Regions from separate parts of the Homo sapiens genome. Here region 2 is linked to region 1. Evidence: read pairs that join two places in POLR2A ChIA-PET (ENCODE). Cell type or tissue: MCF 10A. All regions are shown on one strand. Links, peaks and the distances in the headings refer to the core of each region. The heading gives the core; the rest is flanking DNA.

What was found. Peaks named below come from ENCODE experiments on the same cell type or tissue, not always from the same donor. Only the 100,000 strongest peaks of a DNase experiment are listed, where the experiment ranks them.
Region 2: POLR2A ChIA-PET joins it to region 1 with 13 read pairs; 21 of 35 experiments call an interaction of 5 or more read pairs at or near these places.

Annotation. Positions count from the first base shown.
Region 1 is chr1:153,540,805-153,550,547 of GRCh38, reverse strand. S100A4 (S100 calcium binding protein A4) reads left to right here and starts at 4,742. Exons shown (of 3, transcript NM_002961.3): 1 at 4,742-4,795; 2 at 5,739-5,894; 3 at 6,625-6,927. The coding sequence starts at 5,754. The coding sequence ends at 6,789. It overlaps S100A3 (S100 calcium binding protein A3), which reads left to right and starts at 1,290. Exons shown (of 3, transcript NM_002960.2): 1 at 1,290-1,367; 2 at 2,058-2,203; 3 at 2,702-3,219. The coding sequence starts at 2,063. The coding sequence ends at 2,866. It overlaps LOC101928034 (a long non-coding RNA gene), which reads right to left and starts at 4,806. Exons shown (of 3, transcript NR_125947.1): 1 at 4,639-4,806; 2 at 1,433-2,127. It overlaps S100A5 (S100 calcium binding protein A5), which reads left to right and starts at 9,614. Exons shown (of 3, transcript NM_001394232.1): 1 at 9,614-9,743. RefSeq lists enhancers at 77-638, 1,202-1,763, 4,472-4,661, 4,812-4,861, 4,672-5,252 and 1 more and a silencer at 941-1,235. In MCF 10A, for the core only: no CTCF peak of the experiment used is centred there; DNase peaks (open chromatin) are centred at 1,067 and 5,357.
Region 2 is chr1:153,605,614-153,615,356 of GRCh38, reverse strand. S100A16 (S100 calcium binding protein A16) reads left to right here and starts at 2,220. Exons shown (of 3, transcript NM_080388.3): 1 at 2,220-2,405; 2 at 7,180-7,358; 3 at 7,665-8,471. The coding sequence starts at 7,206. The coding sequence ends at 7,823. It overlaps S100A14 (S100 calcium binding protein A14), which reads left to right. Exons shown (of 4, transcript NM_020672.3): 3 at 1-122; 4 at 335-1,102. The coding sequence ends at 472. RefSeq lists enhancers at 5,441-6,154, 5,830-7,029, 9,372-9,743. In MCF 10A, for the core only: no CTCF peak of the experiment used is centred there; DNase peaks (open chromatin) are centred at 2,216, 4,226, 5,966, 6,336 and 2 weaker places.

The DNA.
Region 1 (9,743 bases), core at 568-8,567:
CTGGTCAGGCAAGTTCAGACTTCTCGTCTGTAAAGGGGAGGCTTAGCCACGTGCTCTCCAAGTTCTACCCGGAATAGAGATTTGTAGGGGTGCAACCTGAGCGAGGCAGAAGTGTGTCCCCACTTGGTATTCTGGGGGCCTCTGCAGAGTGAAGAGATGGGGCTGTGATGTGATGGATAAGCCAGACTGTCTCCTCCAACTGAGCTGGAAGGACTTGGCAGGAGACTGTCCCCTGTTCCCAACTCTGGGGGAGGGCAGATGGGGAATGAAAGGGGAGTGGTGTCTGAGCCCAGACTGGCCTTTGATGTGTGCGTGGATAGGTGGGCAGGTGGGGCCTGTAATGGGTCTGCTGAGGGATCCCTGAGGGCATCCTCAGTGTTGACCTACTTGTGTCCCCCATAATTGCTTCCTTCCTTTCTTGGGAGGCTACAAATAGTGACGCCCTGTCTCTAAGCTCCTACAGCTGAAACGCCAGCACCAGTGGTGAGTGCCAGCTGCTTGGGTCCTGCCCTGGGTTGAGTGTCAGGGCAGTTTGGGGACCCCCAGTAGCCAGCCTGACTCCTGACCCAGGGTCTGGCATTGGAAGCAGAGAGATGACCACAGGCGGGCCTGACACGGGGAGGGAAGTCAGATATAGTGGACGCAGAGGTTTCCTTACACAGTGAGGGGCTGTTGGGGAAGTTTGGGCAGGGAGGTGTGTAGAGCTAAGGTCTGCCTTGGGGTGGGAGCACTGGGCTCAAGGCTCTGGTCTTCCCCTTGATCAGGCCCCTCACCTGCTCCTTGCCTCCTTGCTTCACCTCTGAGTCTCCTCATTTCTGAGGATCATGGCCCTTTCCTCTCCTGGGAACCTGGACACCTTGCTCTAATCCTGGGGTGTTTACAATGAATTAAATCCTGGCAGTGCTTGGCACTCCCCACTCCCCTTCCCCTACTTTCCTGCCAGCCACAACCATGCCAGCCATTTGCTCCCAGCAGGGGGCCCAGCAGTGGGCAAATCTTCAGGGAGAGTCTTGGCCCTGGCCGCCCTGTGCTGCAGGACTCTTGTCCCGTGGGGGAATCAGGAGTGAGTCACTGGGCTAGCATGGAAAAAACTCTTGCCTTCCTGGCTGCCTTCGGGTTTTCCCAGGCTGGAGGCATCATCCCAGAAGGGCGGTGGAAGGGGACAGTGGAAGTGGGGGGAGGTGAGCAATTCCAGGAAGGGCTTCCCCTCCAATAGAACAGAGTATCCCTATACAGAACCTCCCTGCTCAAAACCCCCAGGGGTCGGGAGGGTAACCTCAGGGGAGGCCAGTCTCAGATTGGTAAACACCCGAACTGGTCAACTCTCAAGAGACCATCTGGTTCAGGTTCCTGACTGGGCCAGCGAGGTGAGATGAACCCCAACTTACAGATCAGGCCCCGCCCCTGAGACCCAGAGAGACAAATGGCTCACCAAGGTTGCACAGCTGGCGACAGGCAGAGAGGATCCCACAAGTTTTTCTTCTGGGTGCAGCTTCCTCGAGTTCAGGGCAGGAGGCAGGGTGAGGGCAGTGGTGGTGAGGCTGTGGGGGCGCCTCTCAGACCTGCCCCTCCCTGCTAAGGCCTAGCTTCTCCAAGGGCTGAGGGCAGAGAAGCACAGGGCCAGGCTCTCCTTGTGCAAGTTCCTGCAGGGAGGGAGGCTTCTAGGGCATCTCATGGGCTGGGGCAGACTGGGACCGAGCCATCCCTGGGTGTTGGGGATAAGAAGAGGTGGCAGATAATCTGAGAGTGCTTAAGGAGCCCCACGGTGGGGTGTGTGGGTGGTGGGGTAGGATGCTGTCTCTCTGAGGAGTTTACAGCGATGTTGGGGCAATGAGACCTCTACATGGGGAAATAACAACAGGACAGCAGGGGGATAAATTAGGAGGGGCTGGTGTGGTCTGGGAGGGCTACTCAGAGGAGGGGGAGACTGCGGGGCCTGAAGCCTGATGGAGGTTAAGATGGGTCTGGGAACAGTCTCTGAGAAACACAGAGGGCAGAGGTGAGCTGGGGGGCTGGCCTGGAACTCTGCTGTGAGCCACACCCTTGTTCTGTGACAGTGAGGATGGCCAGGCCTCTGGAGCAGGCGGTAGCTGCCATCGTGTGCACCTTCCAGGAATACGCAGGGCGCTGTGGGGACAAATACAAGCTCTGCCAGGCGGAGCTCAAGGAGCTGCTGCAGAAGGAGCTGGCCACCTGGACCCCGGTGAGCAGTCAGAGTGTCCGTCCCCTCCTCCTCCGGGGGGAGGCACTGCCTAGACTCTGCAAAGAGAGACCTGGGGACAACAAGCATGAGCACAGGACAGCAAGGGAGGGGGCTGGATTGTGAGGAGGGAGTGGGAGGGGGAGAACTGACACAGCAGAAACCTCAGCTTCCTCATCTGTAAAATGGGATGACAATCATCCCTGCTGCCTTGCAGAGCTGTTGAGAGGACTGAGTGAGAGCACCATGAAGAATGCCTAACACTTGGTAGGCACTCAGTAGCAAATAGTAGGTGCTCGATTAATAATCTGAGAGGACAGATTTGGGAGGGGATTGCAACGAGTGCATTATCAGAGCAGGGAGGTTGAAGTCGGCCCTCAGAAGGGTGTAGTTTGGGGTGGGGTGGGTCCACTTGGGAGAGGAAGGAGGGAGGTGGCGTGTGAGGCTGTTCTGCCCTCCTCATCCTACTCCCTTACCTCTCCCAACCCTTCCCTTGCACAGACTGAGTTTCGGGAATGTGACTACAACAAATTCATGAGTGTTCTGGACACCAACAAGGACTGCGAGGTGGACTTTGTGGAGTATGTGCGCTCACTTGCCTGCCTCTGTCTCTACTGCCACGAGTACTTCAAGGACTGCCCCTCAGAGCCCCCCTGCTCCCAGTAGCCTCTGCTCCAGGGGGTGCGCTGGCTGTCGGGGGCTGGGCATGTCTCCCACACCCCCTCCTACCCTCTCTCCTGTACCCCTTTCAATCTGGACTTGCCCAGGTCTTCTGCGATCAGTTAACCCATTTTACCTAGGAGGCCCAGAGATGTGAGGGCTCCTTCCTCAGGATGCCCAGCGAATGAGGGGTAGAGCCACTCTGGGGCCCAGCCTGCCTGCCGCACCCCTGTGGCCTCCCTTGTGGATGGGAGGAGGCGGGATCTGCTCTGAGGCCCTCGAGGCTCAGCAGAGCGTGCACCAATGAGACCACGATGGGAAAGGGCCTATTTAACTCCTAATAAAAAACTGGCATCAGCTTGGTTTTGTTTGGTTCTTCTCTGAGGACGCGTCTCCTGAGCTCTTTGCTCCTCTCTGGCCTTTTCCACTGCGGGAAGGCAGCTGAGGGCAGGGGCAGGGTGCTCCCTGAGGGAAGTTGCAGACCCTGCAGAAATGCAGTGGCCTCCAGGGTCCAGCAGGAGGGCGTGGGGACAAAACAAGGACCCCTGTCCTCCCTTCCTCTCTCTCTTTCTTTGGGATCTTTGAGAGAGGACTGCCTGAGTTTCCCCTGGGACTCAGTGCTCATGGTTGGAGGAGGGTGGGGCCGTGGGTGCAGTGGGGGTGTTTGTTCCCTGCCTCGGGCTGTGGGAGCCCAGAGAGCAGCACTAATGGGATTAGGGTGTCTGAGGTGTTTCTCCCAGCCAGGAAGGGGTGCTCTGTATGGAGGGGTAAGGGAATAACTTGAGCTAGCCCCTATCCCTGAAGCCGCAGCCCCCTGAGGGCCTTAACCCCCTACTTCTAACCCTCACTGGGTTTGTAGCCCACCCTGAGAGGTTGACCCGAATTATAACTCCCCTATTTCATGCCATTTCACCTCTAACTCTCCACCCCAACCTGGATTCTTCATTCCTGACACTCATCCCAACTTTAAATGGCCCCTCCTGATACCCTCTCCGAACCTGAGATCTATCCGTGAGCCCCCACGCCTCACTGCCACTCCACTCCATCACTACCTCACCCAGGACCTTTCCCACTGACGTTCCTGAGGTGGTCCCAGAGCCTCCTTTGGGTGTGAGCCTGTTCCCCTCCAGATCCCCCCGCCCCGACCCTGAGCCTTACTTGGCATGGCAGACAGTACCGGGCATGGGGATCCCCACCCCAGTTTTTGTTTCTGAATCTTTATTTTTTTAAGAGACAAGGTCCTCTGTGTTGCTCAGGCTGGAGAGCAGTGGCTTGAGCATAGCCAACTGCAGTCTCGAACTCCTGGGCTCAAATGATCCTCCTGTCTCAGCTTCCTGACTAGCTGGGACTACAGGCTACAGCCATGCTGCCCAGCTAATTAAAAAAAAAAATTGTTTTTCCTTTTTATAGAGACAGAAGTCTCTCTATGTTGCCTAGGCTGGTCTTGAACTCCTGGCCTCAGGCGATCCTCCCATCTCCCCCCTAGCTTTTGTGTCACCACATTTCCAGGGCAATCTCCCACCTGTCACCCACCACCCCCTGCATCTCCTTTCCTAGGTCCCCATGGGACTACTCCCTGTCCCCCATGCTCCAGGCACAGGCTGCCCCTTCCTCCACCTCTCTAAAACTCAGGCTGAGCTATGTACACTGGGTGGTGCCCATCTCATCCAGTCCCCTGCTAGTAACCGCTAGGGCTTACCCGTTACCCACGGGTGCCCACCTGGGAACAGGAGGCTTGGTTCCACGGCTGGGCTGGTGGAGGGTGCTGTGGCACTTACCGCATCAGCCCACAGCAGGAAGGCAGTATCCGCTCTCCCCTGTCCCCTGCTATGGGCAGGGCCTGGCTGGGGTATAAATAGGTCAGACCTCTGGGCCGTCCCCATTCTTCCCCTCTCTACAACCCTCTCTCCTCAGCGCTTCTTCTTTCTTGGTTTGGTGAGTTGTGTTGGCCTGACTGGCATGCAAGGGGTGTCAGAGGCCAGGGCTGGGGAAGGAGAAGGGGAGGCTGGTGGGGGCCAGATGTGCTAAAGAGATCCAGATGTGAGATTCTGATGTGGAACTCTGGGTGGATTGTGTGCGTGGGTGTGCATGGCACACACACACATGCACGTAAGACGGAGGAAAAAACAAACAGAAAAGTGAGCAAGTGACTGAATTTGAGCTCTCCAGGTGCTTCTGAGATGTGGGCTTGCACACGCTGTTGCTATAGTACGTGTTGGTATGTATGTGCCTGTGGGTATCTGCACTGGCTCATGTTTGCTGGGTTGCGCACTCGGGAGCAGGAAGCAAAGGAAAGGCAGAAGGCAACTGTGGGCCTTTGTCTGGTGGTGTGCCCCATGAGCCTCTGCCCTGCACGCAGCAGCCCAGCTCGAGAAGGTGCATGGCCTCTGCAGCTTCTCTTCCAACCCTTGCCTCTGCCACCTCACTTTGCCCCTCCCCATGCTGAGAGCTAAGCGGCTGTGCTGGTTTTTTCCACTGCAGGCCCCTGGGCAGGCCTCCAGCAGCCACACCCAGTTCTGGGAGGGAAAAGAATGGCAAGGGCGGGGCCTTTGTGGCTGAGCTGTGGGAGTGGATAGACTGAGTGAGGGGTGGAAAAAATGCTGTTGTTGAGGCAAGGCCTGGGAGGCCCTGGGAGTTTGCTGCCCGAATCTCCAGAGCTTGCGCAGCGGATCTTGCAAATGTTCACTGCCCAGAGCATGTGTTCCCCACTGTGCACACCCTCCCAGCCAGGTGCGGGGGCCCACTGCTCTGGGCTCCCCCAGGGAGGGAGCAGAGTCTCGCCAAGTGCTCCTGGAGGGATGGGAGTGGAGCCTGGCATTCTGAACACATCTCTGAGGGGTGGGATTAATAAGACGGTCTCTGTGCCTCCTGCTCCCAGATCCTGACTGCTGTCATGGCGTGCCCTCTGGAGAAGGCCCTGGATGTGATGGTGTCCACCTTCCACAAGTACTCGGGCAAAGAGGGTGACAAGTTCAAGCTCAACAAGTCAGAACTAAAGGAGCTGCTGACCCGGGAGCTGCCCAGCTTCTTGGGGGTGAGTGGGTAGTGCCTGAGTGAGTCCCCACGTGGGGCATTTCCCACAGAGGAGGGCAGCAGTCTTGCTCTAGAGCATTAGCTACAGAGGGCATCTATCAGTGGGGTGGCTGCCTGGGGTGGAAACACATTGAACACCACCACTCACTGCCTGGCCCCATGCTGAAAGAGGGCTGAGAATGAATGGGTCAGACACTGCCAGGTGCTTTGCACAACTTAACTGAAGGGAAGACTAAGCTCAGAGTGCTAAGTAACTTCCCAAGGTGGTCAGTGTACACAACTGCCATCCGGACCGGGACTGTCTGACTCTTGCCATCACTCCAACAGTGGACACTGTTTGAGTTTCTATTTGGCTTGTAGATGTGAAGACACAGATGTGGAGATGATCACAGGCCTGCAGACGTTCCCTTCAAACAATAACAATGTATATTTGTATCAAACATAACACAGTTTATATATTGTTTTCATGACTATTACTACCTCATGGGATTATTAGAACAACCTTGGGTGAAAATGTAGTGGTCCCGTCATTTTTCCATTGCACCAGGTACTCAGACTTCCTTATCCAAGGAGCACCTTCTCCACCCTAGCTTAGCCTTGAGGGTTGGAGTTCCAAACTGGACCTCCCAAAGGAGCCTCCCTGAACTCTGGTCTGGGAGTAGAAACTGGGTCTGGTCCTGGCTCCACCCACTGGGCTTCTGTTTTCTATCTGTAGCCTCTTCTCCCTCCAGAAAAGGACAGATGAAGCTGCTTTCCAGAAGCTGATGAGCAACTTGGACAGCAACAGGGACAACGAGGTGGACTTCCAAGAGTACTGTGTCTTCCTGTCCTGCATCGCCATGATGTGTAACGAATTCTTTGAAGGCTTCCCAGATAAGCAGCCCAGGAAGAAATGAAAACTCCTCTGATGTGGTTGGGGGGTCTGCCAGCTGGGGCCCTCCCTGTCGCCAGTGGGCACTTTTTTTTTTCCACCCTGGCTCCTTCAGACACGTGCTTGATGCTGAGCAAGTTCAATAAAGATTCTTGGAAGTTTTGAGGCTGATGGTTTGAGAGACTCTGGGGGCGTGGGTTGGGGACTGAGGGATATGTTGTGGGGTGGTGGTGGGGAGAGCTGGGAGTTGAGCTGAAGTTTTATGGACAGCAGACCAGTGAAGTTAGGGGAGGGATGCAGGGTGACTAACAGTGTGTGTGCACAGGCAATAGAGTTCACTCGGTGTGGTCAAAGCCGAGAAGGGGACCCCTCACCACCCCCCTGCCAAGGTTTGGAAGGTCCCAGCTGTGGGATCTCAGCCAGCCCACTTACCCCTCCCACCTCTCTCCAACCTTGCCTCTGGCAGGATCTTGAACCGAGGCTGGAATTGAAGGTCATATCTGTTCCTGGTTGGGGTCTGGAATGGAGTTTGGGTGTCCTGGGAGTAAGTCGGAGGGAAAAGAATAAGGCTGAGTTGCAGGGAGGAAGTATTTAGGCGAGAGTGGGATGGGGAGGAGGGCTGGCACTCAGTGCTGACGTTGACAGTCCAGGCCCTGTCCTGCCACCCACTTCCAGATCATTGGCTTCAAACCACAGGGATGGATTAATCCTTTCCTGTGCGTGGTAGGATCAGGGAGGGCAATGTGGAGGGAGACCCGCTGTTTGCAGCAGCATGAGAATATAGGCATTCTCGAATCCACCGTCTCTGCCATAAAGGTCCCTGGATGAGATCTGTTATCAGTCAGGAATCAAGCTCCTTCAGAGAAGGACAGGGGACCTCAGAAGAGATGAGTGGGGGTCAGTGGCTGGAGTGGGAGTGAGGCAAATGGTGGGAAGGTGACCATAGTTTTGGAGACAAAATTCCACATATATGATCTGACAAATGAAATTGAGATTATTTTCCCCCCAGAAAATATAAGGCATGATATTGCTTCCCCTTAGGTAGGTTCAAGGCCAGTGGCTCCAGGGTGCAGTGGTGGGTTGAGGTTAGACTTCAAGGCCATGTCTGGGTGACTCAGGGATCTTTTAGGAAGAGGTGCATGGAGGTCAGGTGCAGAGGCTGGAGGGCTTTGTCCCACTGACCTCCTCTTGAGGGTCCTCTTTCCTCTCATCACATGGGGCTTTTCTCTCAGGTTTCAGAGGAGTGGGGCAGGTGACTCAGATGTTCCCGCAGGGTTTGAATACAGAGACTTGGGAGGAATTTCAGTTCAGGAGAAAGTCTGCTGCCTTCCGCTGCCCTCTCCATCCACCCTCCCTGGGAGCGCCCTCCCTGGGGCCTCCACCCAGGTCACGCTCTCCTTCAGAGATGCCTACTGCATAGCAACCAATCCCTGCTGCCTCTCCAATCTTGCCAGCTGGGGGTGGGGTGGAGTGGGGAGCAGTGGGGAGGCCCCCCAGGCTGGGGTGGGACTGCAGCAGTGATAGGTACTACACCCTGAGCCCAGGTCTGTTCTTGGACTGGTGGTAGAAGTATGTTGTTCTACTGTGGTAGAACGATGTCTGAGTGTCTCCTGGGATACAGGAAACTCTCCCTGGCCCCTACTTCCTCCTTGACTGCAGCCTGAACCTGAACCCCCCTCCCCAATCCACAACCTCTACCCCAGTGCTGGGCCTTAGCCCTTCGCTGGACACCTTCCCTATTCCTGATTCTCAGTCCTCCATGCCAAGAGTCTCCGACGAGCCTTTCCTGTGAAGAGCAGTGAGGCCTAGAAGAAATCGTTCATTTAAAAGCCCTTTAAAAACCTCTGGGCCCATATTAGCTCATGACCTTGACCATATCCTTCGCAGAAAATATCTTCCTCCACTGATCCCCATCTCAAGGGCTGTCTTCTCTACTCCTGGAGTGGGTGGCAGGATGGGTGGGAGGGGCCCGATGTGGAGAGCTTCCTAGGACACGGGGAGATGGTGCCCTGTGTTTGTCCCACACTTCTGAGGTTTTCTTTCCAGGACAGCCTGGTTTCCCTTCTTCGGCTTATTGTTCCATCAGATTTCAGATTTTGAGTTCTGATTTTTGGTCAGAAGAGTAAAGTTTCTGGGATTGGGGACGTGTGTGCTATGGGAACTCAGTGTGTCCCCAGCCCTTGTTTGTAAACAAGGAAGGTGAGATTGGCAGAAGGGGTTTCTCCCCAGCTCCATCCCGGGAGGCTCTGACGTGGGCATCCTCAAGTCCCCAACAACTTCTCATGGGCCCTTTCTCTCCCCTGGATTCCTAGGGACAGAGATCAGGGAAATAAAGGCAGAAGGCAGTGAGAGGGAGGCTATGCCTGCTGCTTGGATTCTCTGGGCTCACTCCCACAGTGGTAAGTCCTTCCTTCCTATGTCTCTGTTCATCTGATATCTGGTGGGTCACGCTGGATGATGAGGGTGACAAGTGGTGGTGACCTCCACCAAGGAGGCCTGGCCCCACAAGCGGGCATGCGCTCAGGGAGAAGAGGGCAGAGCCTTTGGAATTTCTTGAGAAATGGCTCTGGGGTGGAGGTGGGGGTCTGGACTAGCCAGGATGCTCCTGCAGGTGCACAGAGTCCCTTGCCTTCAACTGTGGTCCCAGCTGAGTCTCCTTGAGGTGGGAGAGGCTGAGGTTTTTGTGGTGGGAGAGGAATGATGGGTCTGGTTCAAGAATGGCAGGGAGGGCTTTGGGCTGGAGGTGAAGACTCTCCACAGATTTAACCTGCAGCCTTCAAGTTCCGTGGGTGTTGCCTCCTTCCTCCCTGAGGGGGAAGTGGTTTTTGAGTCTGAGTCACTTGAGCTCCATCTGTCTCTTCCCTTGGCTGAGGGTGGCTGTGCTATTGGAATCCAGGCCCTTATTCAAGCGTAGCCTCTGGATCCAGGTTTTGGAATGATCCTGGAGATTTCAAGAGGCCCCCTGCCCTCCCTGCCCGC
Region 2 (9,743 bases), core at 659-8,658, 65 kb before region 1:
AGAGGGCCATTGAGACCCTCATCAAGAACTTTCACCAGTACTCCGTGGAGGGTGGGAAGGAGACGCTGACCCCTTCTGAGCTACGGGACCTGGTCACCCAGCAGCTGCCCCATCTCATGCCGGTATGGACGGAGCACACCCCACCTCAGCCAGTACCCTGACTTCCCAAGCAAGTGCTCCGGGACCCCACCCACACTGGCACTTGCAACCCCCAGCTCTTCCCCCTTGCCAGTGCTAGGTAGCCTCTGCTCCTGCTGTCTGCCCGTGGGCAGGGTGGGGTGGGAAGATTGGAAGGTGCTGCATCCCTGAGCCATGGTTTCTTCACTCCCCTCAGAGCAACTGTGGCCTGGAAGAGAAAATTGCCAACCTGGGCAGCTGCAATGACTCTAAACTGGAGTTCAGGAGTTTCTGGGAGCTGATTGGAGAAGCGGCCAAGAGTGTGAAGCTGGAGAGGCCTGTCCGGGGGCACTGAGAACTCCCTCTGGAATTCTTGGGGGGTGTTGGGGAGAGACTGTGGGCCTGGAGATAAAACTTGTCTCCTCTACCACCACCCTGTACCCTAGCCTGCACCTGTCCTCATCTCTGCAAAGTTCAGCTTCCTTCCCCAGGTCTCTGTGCACTCTGTCTTGGATGCTCTGGGGAGCTCATGGGTGGAGGAGTCTCCACCAGAGGGAGGCTCAGGGGACTGGTTGGGCCAGGGATGAATATTTGAGGGATAAAAATTGTGTAAGAGCCAAAGAATTGGTAGTAGGGGGAGAACAGAGAGGAGCTGGGCTATGGGAAATGATTTGAATAATGGAGCTGGGAATATGGCTGGATATCTGGTACTAAAAAAGGGTCTTTAAGAACCTACTTCCTAATCTCTTCCCCAATCCAAACCATAGCTGTCTGTCCAGTGCTCTCTTCCTGCCTCCAGCTCTGCCCCAGGCTCCTCCTAGACTCTGTCCCTGGGCTAGGGCAGGGGAGGAGGGAGAGCAGGGTTGGGGGAGAGGCTGAGGAGAGTGTGACATGTGGGGAGAGGACCAGCTGGGTGCTTGGGCATTGACAGAATGATGGTTGTTTTGTATCATTTGATTAATAAAAAAAAATGAAAAAAGTGAAACATGTTGTCTTGACTGGACACCCCCTCCCTGAGGGTCCACGGGTGAGAGGAGCTTGGGGGTGAAAGGCAAAGTCATTGGTAGGGTGGGGCACGTGGGGCTGGAGTGGTTGGCTGTGGAAGTGAATGGGGACTCACTTTTCCCTATGGGTTTGGGTTGAGGGTGGTACCAGGTCCAAAAGGGCAACATGGTCCTCTCTGAGGGACAGGCTCCTCTTTGCCAATGGGCGGGCCCTCTTATAGGAGAGGAGGGTATGTGTGCACACTTGGGGAAAAGGATATTAGTCCAGGTGTTCTGAGCCCTGGCTGGCACAACCAGGGAAATGGGGTGGGTGGGGGTGGGGGGCGGTTAGAAACAGGCTGACTGGCCTGAGTTTGAATCTCAGATCTGCCACTTATCATTGGAATTTTGGGCATGCTCTTAGTATCAGTTTCCTCATCTGTAAAATGGGGGATATGAATATTACTTCCACAGGATTGCCAGGAGGACAATGCCACACATCATGTAAAGCACTTACAGAGAGCCTGACACATGGTGAGTGCCCAGTGACCCAATATCATTCCCGCTGGAGTGGGCAAGTGGGCCCCTCTTTGGTTTCAGCTGCTGCCCTAGTGTAGGGAGGTCGAGCTGGCCAGTTTCCTTGGGTATCTTAGGGAAACGGTGGGGTGTGGGGAGTTTCCAGAGGAGTCTTCTGGTGTACATGAGGGATCTTAGGGCTGGGTCTCAGTAGAGCTGATGGGTCAGACTAGAGACAGAAGACCAGGGAGCCAGACAGGTCCCTGGCATCTGCCTTCTGATTTGAGCACAGAAGTCGGGCGTTACTCCTGAAACCCCAGTGGCAAGGAGGTTTCTGTGGCCAGTTAGGCTGGCCTGGAATGTTAACTGAACTTGTCTGTTGGGAGCCCCTGAAACTGGGATCCCAGTGACCCAGGTGAGAAAGGCAGGTGATAGTCCTTCCCTTCCTTTCTCTACCCTGTCAGGTTCTGCTCAGCCCCTGCGGGGCTGGGAGGGTGGGGTTGGGGGAGTGCCAGTTTTCACCACTCCCTCTGGGATGGGGGTAGAGGGGTGTGAAAAAAGGTGTGTATCCCTTTAACAAGGGCCCAACCCCAGGGCCAAGTCAAGAAGGAGCTCAGCCACTATCTCCCCACCGAGCCAGCTCAGCGGGCAGGGCTGGGAGGGAGTGGGACAGATTCTGGGAGTGCAGCGGGGAGGAGTCCCGGCTGGGCTGAGCGCAGGGAGCTGCTTGGCAGTGCCAGAGCCCAGGCCCCAGAGCCCTGCTGGAGAGGAGGCAGACTGAGGCAGCAGGTGAGCACCCTGGGCCCGGCCTGGGAGGTCTTCGGCTGCCGGAGGGCCCCACAGTATTGGGAGGCCAGGAGAAGGGGCAGTGAAGGGGGCCTGGGGAGAGGGGCCTGCCAGAGAGCAGGCAGGAAGATTTTGGTAATTATTAACTTTCTCCCACAGGCCAGTTTAGGAATGGGGAGTCCTGGGGGGTTGGGGGCTGGGTGAGGCCTTTAGAGGGATGGATGGGATGGTGAGACCCCCTCCCTGCCGCAGCAGCTGACGGAGCTCCTCTCCAGGGGCAGAGTATTTGGAAGCTTTGACCACAGCTACTCGATCCTCCCCAAAAGGAGAGGACAAATGCGTGTTGGTCTGGGTTGGGGGTGGTCAGAGCTTGGACACAGGCCTTGCTGGGCTCTGGGAGCTGTGTCCTAGGGGAGGTGATGGGGTCCAGAAGGAACCAGGCAGTTTCCAGGGAGCCTGAGATTCCGAGAAGAGGAGGCGGGGGCTGAGGTGGCGTCCCCTCTACCTCACGACCCAAGCAGACCCCACTGTGTTCCAGGAGCTGTTCCTTGAGAGGGATGATGAGATCTGGGAGGAACCCGAGTGAGGCTGTGGGGAGCCTGCAAGCTCCCTGGGAGAGGGAAAGATAGAGAGAGGGGGGCTGAACCTCGGCAGCTCCTCCACCTCAGGACCCAGGCAGGCCCCGGCTTGAGCTGCTTTTCTTGGCAGAGCCACCTGCACTATGGGAGCCTTCCCCTGCCCAGCCCAGTGGGGATGGTGGTGAGGGCAGGGGTGCTGGGGAGCTGGCTCTGCCTTTCCCCACATTCTAGTAAGTGTTGTTGAGGCTGGGGTAGCTGTGTGTGTGTTGGGGGAGGCGGGGGCAAGATCCACACTGAACTCCTCCAACTTCACTTGCCTGGAAAAATTTCAGAGGCTGGCTTCTTGCTCCAAGAACTGAAGTGAGTGGAAGGGTGATGGGTCACCCAAGCAGAGGGGATCAGGAATGGCCGAGGTCCTTGCTCGGTGTGTGTGTGTGTGTGTGTGTGTGTGTGTGTGTGAGAGAGAGACAAAGAGAGTTAGACGCAGAATCCTGTGAGGATGGTAAGGGGTGAGGCAGGGCCAAGCAGGCCCCACTATGCTCCGGGAGCTGTTCCTGGAGAGGGCCTTGTGGAATTGGAGAAAGAACACAGGAAGGAGCAGAGAATGGAACAGCTGAGGCTGGAGAAATTTCATTTGAAACAGCCTTGCTGATAGAGGTGGCATTGTCAGCCCAGTTCGGATGGCACCTTCCCTATATATTGAAGTTAGAGAGGACAAATGAGTAAATGAAAAAGGGAATGAATGAATGAATGTGCAAGAGAGTGAATGCATTATTGAATGAGCAAGTGAATGAATGAGAGTGAATGAATGAGCCAATAAATGAATGAGTAAGCAAACTCATGGTGCCTAAGTGAGCAAATGAATTCCAGGTAGATGGAAGGGACACAGAGAATCCATACTTAGGCTTGACAGTGGGCTAGGCTCTGGAGAGAACAGTGACCAGGAGGGACAGGAGTCTAGGGACACATCCCAACACTTGGAAAAAACTTAAGACTCCAGAGGTGTCTGTGGGGTGAGAAGAGAAGGTGGACTTAGGACGGTGTGGTGGATGTTTGGAGCTCCAGACGGAAGGAGCCTGGGGATGCTAGGGGTGGTTAGGAGGCATTTGGAGGGCGTGGAGCCCAGAACCTGGGGGTGGGAGGGTGGGGCTGGAGTGGCTGGGATCCAGGGGCATGGAGTCAGGGCAATTTGGGCTTTTGGAGAAGTCAGCAAGCTGGGCTGAGGTGGGTGGGGTGGGGGTGGGAGACTGCTTGTTGCTCAATGATGAATCAGCCAAGGGGAAGACAATGAGAACATTGGGGTAGGGCTGGAGGCCTGAGGTGAGAGGGCCCATTGGAGGACACGTGGTCCTCCCATTCCCACATTTCTGGAAGGCTCCTGTGTACACTGTCCACTCAGGCCAGGATCTACCTGTGGCAGGGCCAATGCAGGAACGACCTCCTGCTTGACCTTTCTAGGAAGCGGCTGATGGGATAGAACATCTGCCCGACCCCTGAACCAGGAGACCCGGGGCCTGGCTGGTGGGGGAATGGGGCAGGCGGGAGGAGCAGGTGGCTTGTGGGGTGGGTGGGGTGGCAGATCCTGTCTCCTGGCCTCCAGGGGAGGGAGGCAGAGGAGGATAACGATCCCTGCCTGCCTGCTACCCTATCCTTCCTTCAGAAAAAGCTCCAGAAAAGCACTTGTCAGATGGTTATCTCCAGCACTGTCCATTTTACCGAAGGTGGGGAGCGGGTGGATTCCTGGGAGGAGGGGCTGGGAGCTGAAGCCCTGAGGCACTGGAGCTCCCGCTCTGGGTCTCCCAGTACTCCTGGGAGCAGGTGGCAGAGTCATCTCTGGGGCTCATCTGTGTCTTGGCCACTTGGCTGCTGCCAGAGGCCAAGCAGGGGTTGAGTCATGGTATTGAGGAAGGCCAGGAGGAGACAGCTCAGAGAAATGACTCCAAGGAGGCAGGTGGTGGGAGAGGTGGGCTAGCTTGTGGGGAGAGTGGCAGAGGGAGGTGCACCACCCATTTCCTTCCCTCTTCCTCTCCCTGACCGTTTCCCACAAGATCCCTCATTTAGGGAACAAGGATTGGGATGGTTAAGTGTGGGGAGTTTCTCTGAATTATCTTCCCACTTCCAAGTCTTGGTTGGGAGTGGACTTGGCACAGTCCTTCCAGAAATGGGCACGGTTTTCAGAATCACCTGGAACACTGGTCATGAACCTGAGCCACCTCCAACCCAAGGGCAGCACAGCAGACAGACCACAGGTTGAACAATGGTCTTCCTCTTCAACTGTAAATGTTAAAGTGTTTGTATGAAAGTCTTGCAGCGGTATAGACAGGGAACCACGCAGTTACACACTTAAATAAAAGAATATGGAAAAGCGTGTGGCTTCCTGCCATCCTGGTACTCTGCTCCATCCTCCCAGCCAAGGACCAGAGGGTTTGGGCAGGCGGAGGAGGGAAGACAAGGGCAGGATTTCCCTTCAGAGAAGCCGCAGCCTGACTCTTCCTCTCAACTCTCCTTCCTTCTTGCTTCCTGGCCTGTTCCCTCCTGGTCCCACCCTTCCTTCAGAAGAGGCTTCATGAAAGAAAAAGCTTAAAAGGTGGTCAAGGACGTGCAATACCCGTTATCAGGGCTGGAAGGAGGTGGAATATTTATAGAACGTGTACCTTGAGCAAGGCACTGGACCAGGCAATGTGGGCTGGAGAGATGCAGAGATTAAAAGCAGGGGGTGGTGTATATCCAGGATTGAAAAAACTGTCCTAAAGTCTGAGTCCCGCCGCTTGGTTCAGAAAATACATTGGCCATGTGTAAGAAAAACTATGCTTGTCTCAAGGAACAAGACAGGACCCAGAAAGACACCGTGGCCTCACCAGTTAGTGGGCCCCAGCCAGTGCTAGCTGAGTGGTGATGACAGACACGTCTGTGGGAGTCAGGGAGGATGGCACCCAGTGCAGGGGTCAAGGCAGGCTTCCTTCGGAGGCGTGGCTTGGGCGGGGCGAGAGTGATTGGCAGGCTGGCTGGAGAGGGCAGGGCAGCCGGCATGGGAGTAGGAATGGCCACAAGTGGCCAACGGAAAGCAGGTGGCAGGACAGGAGGCTGTGGTGGGGCCTGACCGAGCAGCCTTTCCTTCCAAATCTGACTGTGGCTTGCTCAGGCCCCTATGGTGGCTGTGACCCTGTTTTGTCCATCTCCTTTCACCAGGACCCGCCGGGTGAGGGTGACTGGAGCACATTCCTGGGCTTGGGGGTGGGAAGGGAGTCTGATTTGCCTGGGGTTGATGTGGGGGGGTTTTGGGCATGGGCCGTGACTCACAGAGTAGATCCAGATCCGCCTGCTCCCCTCATATCCTGTTATTCAGAAGGCTGTATCCGCTTAGAAAGTGTCTTTTGTCCTGGGGTGAGAGGGTGACGCATGTGCCCTCTGGCAGTCTGCTGCTGTGTCCAGAGTCCGACTCCAGCTGGGCTGTAACTGGGCTTGGCCCCCGCCTTAGGTAACGATGTGTGGGTGGGGGTGTTCTTGGGTCCTGCTGTGTATTTAGGGATGGGAATAAGGGAGGAGAGGCTAGCAGGGTGTGGCGGGGTGTGTTGGGAGAGCTGCACAAAATCTGATCCAATTGATCTGGACCTTGTCCTTTCCCATAAGGGGCAGCCAGGTTCTGAGACCCGGGACTCACTGTCCTGGAGCCCGGCAAGGGATTGGGGAAGGCCTACATCTTCCTTTCTGCTTTGTTGCCTGGGGCTGGGGTCTCAGCCAGTCCTGGGAGTGGGAGGCAGTAGCCTCTGCCCCTAACCTCCATGGCTCATCCCAGCTGTCCCAGCCATGCTTGGCCCCGGGAGAGGTGGGCCAGCTGTGGAGCAGGGTGGGAGAACAGGTGGACTCTTCTCTTCCCATGAGAGCCTCTTGCCCCGTAGGGCTCTGACACTAGGGATCTTGCTCCCTAGGGCTGGAACCTGGTGCCTGGGGCTGGGGCAGGGCCTGGAGAACCTGTTGAGGCGGTTGAGCTGGGGAGCACCTGGATTAGAGGAGCCGCATAGTTCTCATTCCAGGGCTCACTCTCCCCCACCCACTCTGTTCCCCTTTTCCTGCCACCTTCTTCTCCAGGGACCAGAAACAAGGCAGGAGGAGGGACCCAGGGCCTAGGGTGGGTGTGGAGGAGGAGGAGGTATGGCCTGTGGGTGTCTCTTCTCATCTCCCCTCCTCCTGGTGTCCAGGCCCCGCCAGCAGGCGAAGCAGGGAGATGTCAGACTGCTACACGGAGCTGGAGAAGGCAGTCATTGTCCTGGTGGAAAACTTCTACAAATATGTGTCTAAGTACAGCCTGGTCAAGAACAAGATCAGCAAGAGCAGCTTCCGCGAGATGCTCCAGAAAGAGCTGAACCACATGCTGTCGGTAAGGCCTCTCACCCAAGGGCCTTGCCTCCCTCTCCCCTTCCCTCCCCTGCAAGCCTCTGGCCTCTGAGGGTGTCTTTCCCTGCTGAGGCCTCTATCCTTCCAGTGTCCCCGCTAACTCCAGGGTCTTCTACACCCCCAGGCCTCTGTCTTCTCAGGATGCTTAGGCCTAGCCAGTGAGGGCTATATTTGCATTTCCCAAGGGAAGCAGCTGTGCAGGCCAGATCCTGGGTCTCTGCCTAGGGTCCTGCCTGGAGTCTCTCTGGGGCTTCCACCATCAGCATTGCTGACCCTGCTTCCTCCCCAGGACACAGGGAACCGGAAGGCTGCGGATAAGCTCATCCAGAACCTGGATGCCAATCATGATGGGCGCATCAGCTTCGATGAGTACTGGACCTTGATAGGCGGCATCACCGGCCCCATCGCCAAACTCATCCATGAGCAGGAGCAGCAGAGCAGCAGCTAGAGACCCCTTTGGCCACACCTTCCAGGCACTGGCCTGATGCCCCGCCCTGGTGCTCTCCCCAGGCTCCCTCCTCAGCCTCCTGCCCACCCAGGGCCCTTTACTCTCTTCTCCCTCCAGACCTTCCTCTGACCCTTGCTGAACTGGGGTCCCTTTGTGAGTGTCTCAGTCTAGAGGTACCTCCCTCCCTGGGGGGTCTCAGCTCCTGGAGTCGCAGGCCCTTGGGGCCCCTCTGTGAGATCTCAATGCTGTCTGGGGACCCTAAGAGTTTTCTCACCTGTTCAGTCTCATCTAACCTTCCAATGTCTGATGTTCCTGCCAAATTCCTGCCTGATTCTGGGTCCGTCCTGACCTCCAAAGGTCAGCTTGGTGCTTGAGGTCTCCCTGCTCTTGGTGGCAGTGGTAGCAGCAACAGCAGCAGCAGCAGCAGCAGCAGCAGCAGAGACCTCTCCACTTTCCCTTAGCCCCTCTGCTGGGTAGAGAGGCACTTTCAGGGACTTCCCTCCAGCTGCCTCTTCATCTGGGAATGAGCTAAGCAAGGCTGAGCCTCCTCCTGTTGCTTGAAATAATGATGATATAAAGGCTGGATTTGGAGTTTGTATCCCCTGGTCCCTCTGGGATGCTCATTAAAACCTTCCCACTCCTTGGAAACGTTTTATGCTTTGGTGGTCTTAGCCCTTGGGCCCTGTGATAAGAGAGAATCTCACAGAAGAACCTCAAAGGCAGAGCAAGAAAGGAGCCAGAACTCCTAAATTCCAACAGGCACTGTCAGCTGTGGGCCAGCAGCTCCCTCCATCCTCCTCCATAAAGGGCCAAAGGCCTTAGGTCACCATCTCTGGGCCCTTTTAGCCCAGACTCAGACTCAAATTCAACTTCCAGGCACACTGTAAGTCCCGTTTAGTCCTCACTGCAATTCCACGAGAGAGGGACCATGACCCTTAGTCTTTTTTTTTTTTTTTTTTTGGAGCGGAGAGTTTAATAGGCAAGAAGGGGCAAGACGGAAGGGAGAAGGAAGAAGCTCCCCTGTACAGAGACAGAGGGACGGAGGCCCCAAAGCTGAGAGAGGGAACCCCACCTGCCACAGATACCATCTAGGTATATATACAGAGGCTGGAGGAGGAGGAGTCTGATTTGTATAGGGCTCAGGGGATTGGTTTGACTATGCGTGTCATTCACGTAGCCCTCGGAAAAAGCTGGCCCTCACACCCTAGCCTTTTTTTTTTTTTTTTTTTTTTTTGAGATGGAGTTTCACTCTTGTTGCCCAGGCTGGAGTGCAATGGCGTGCAATCTCGGCTCACCGCAAGCTCCGCCTCCCGGGTACAAGCAATTCTCCTGCCTCAGCCTCCCGAGTAGTTGAGAATACAGGTATGTGCCACAATACCCCGCTATTTTTGTTGTATTTTTAGTAGAGACGGGATTTCTCCATGTTGGTCAGGCTGGTCTGGAACTCCTGACCTCAGGTGATCCGCCCGCCTCGGCCTCCCAAAGTGTTGGGATTACAGGCGTGAGCCACCGCACCTTGCCCCACCCTAGCCTTTTAATATGCAAATGCAGGTCTACACACCTGGGGATATGTGAGGGCAGCCACATTGCCAGGAACATGTGGGGAAAGGGCAAGAAGGCCGGGGGAATCACCATGTTTGGGTGGACCCAGTTTCTAAGGGCTTGCATTTGCATATCAAAGGTTGCCAACCTGGCTCTAAGAGCCGGGGCTTTACAAGAAACTTTTCTGGAGATGCTTCAAAAAAATGAAAACTCCAGCCTGACCAACATGTAGAAACCCCGTCTCTACTAAAAATACAAAATTAGCCGGGCGTGGTGGCGCATGCCTGTAATCCCAGCTACTCGGGAGGCTGAGGCCAGAGAATCGCTTGAACCCAGGAGGCGGAGGTTGTGGTGAGCCAAGATCGCACCATTGCACTC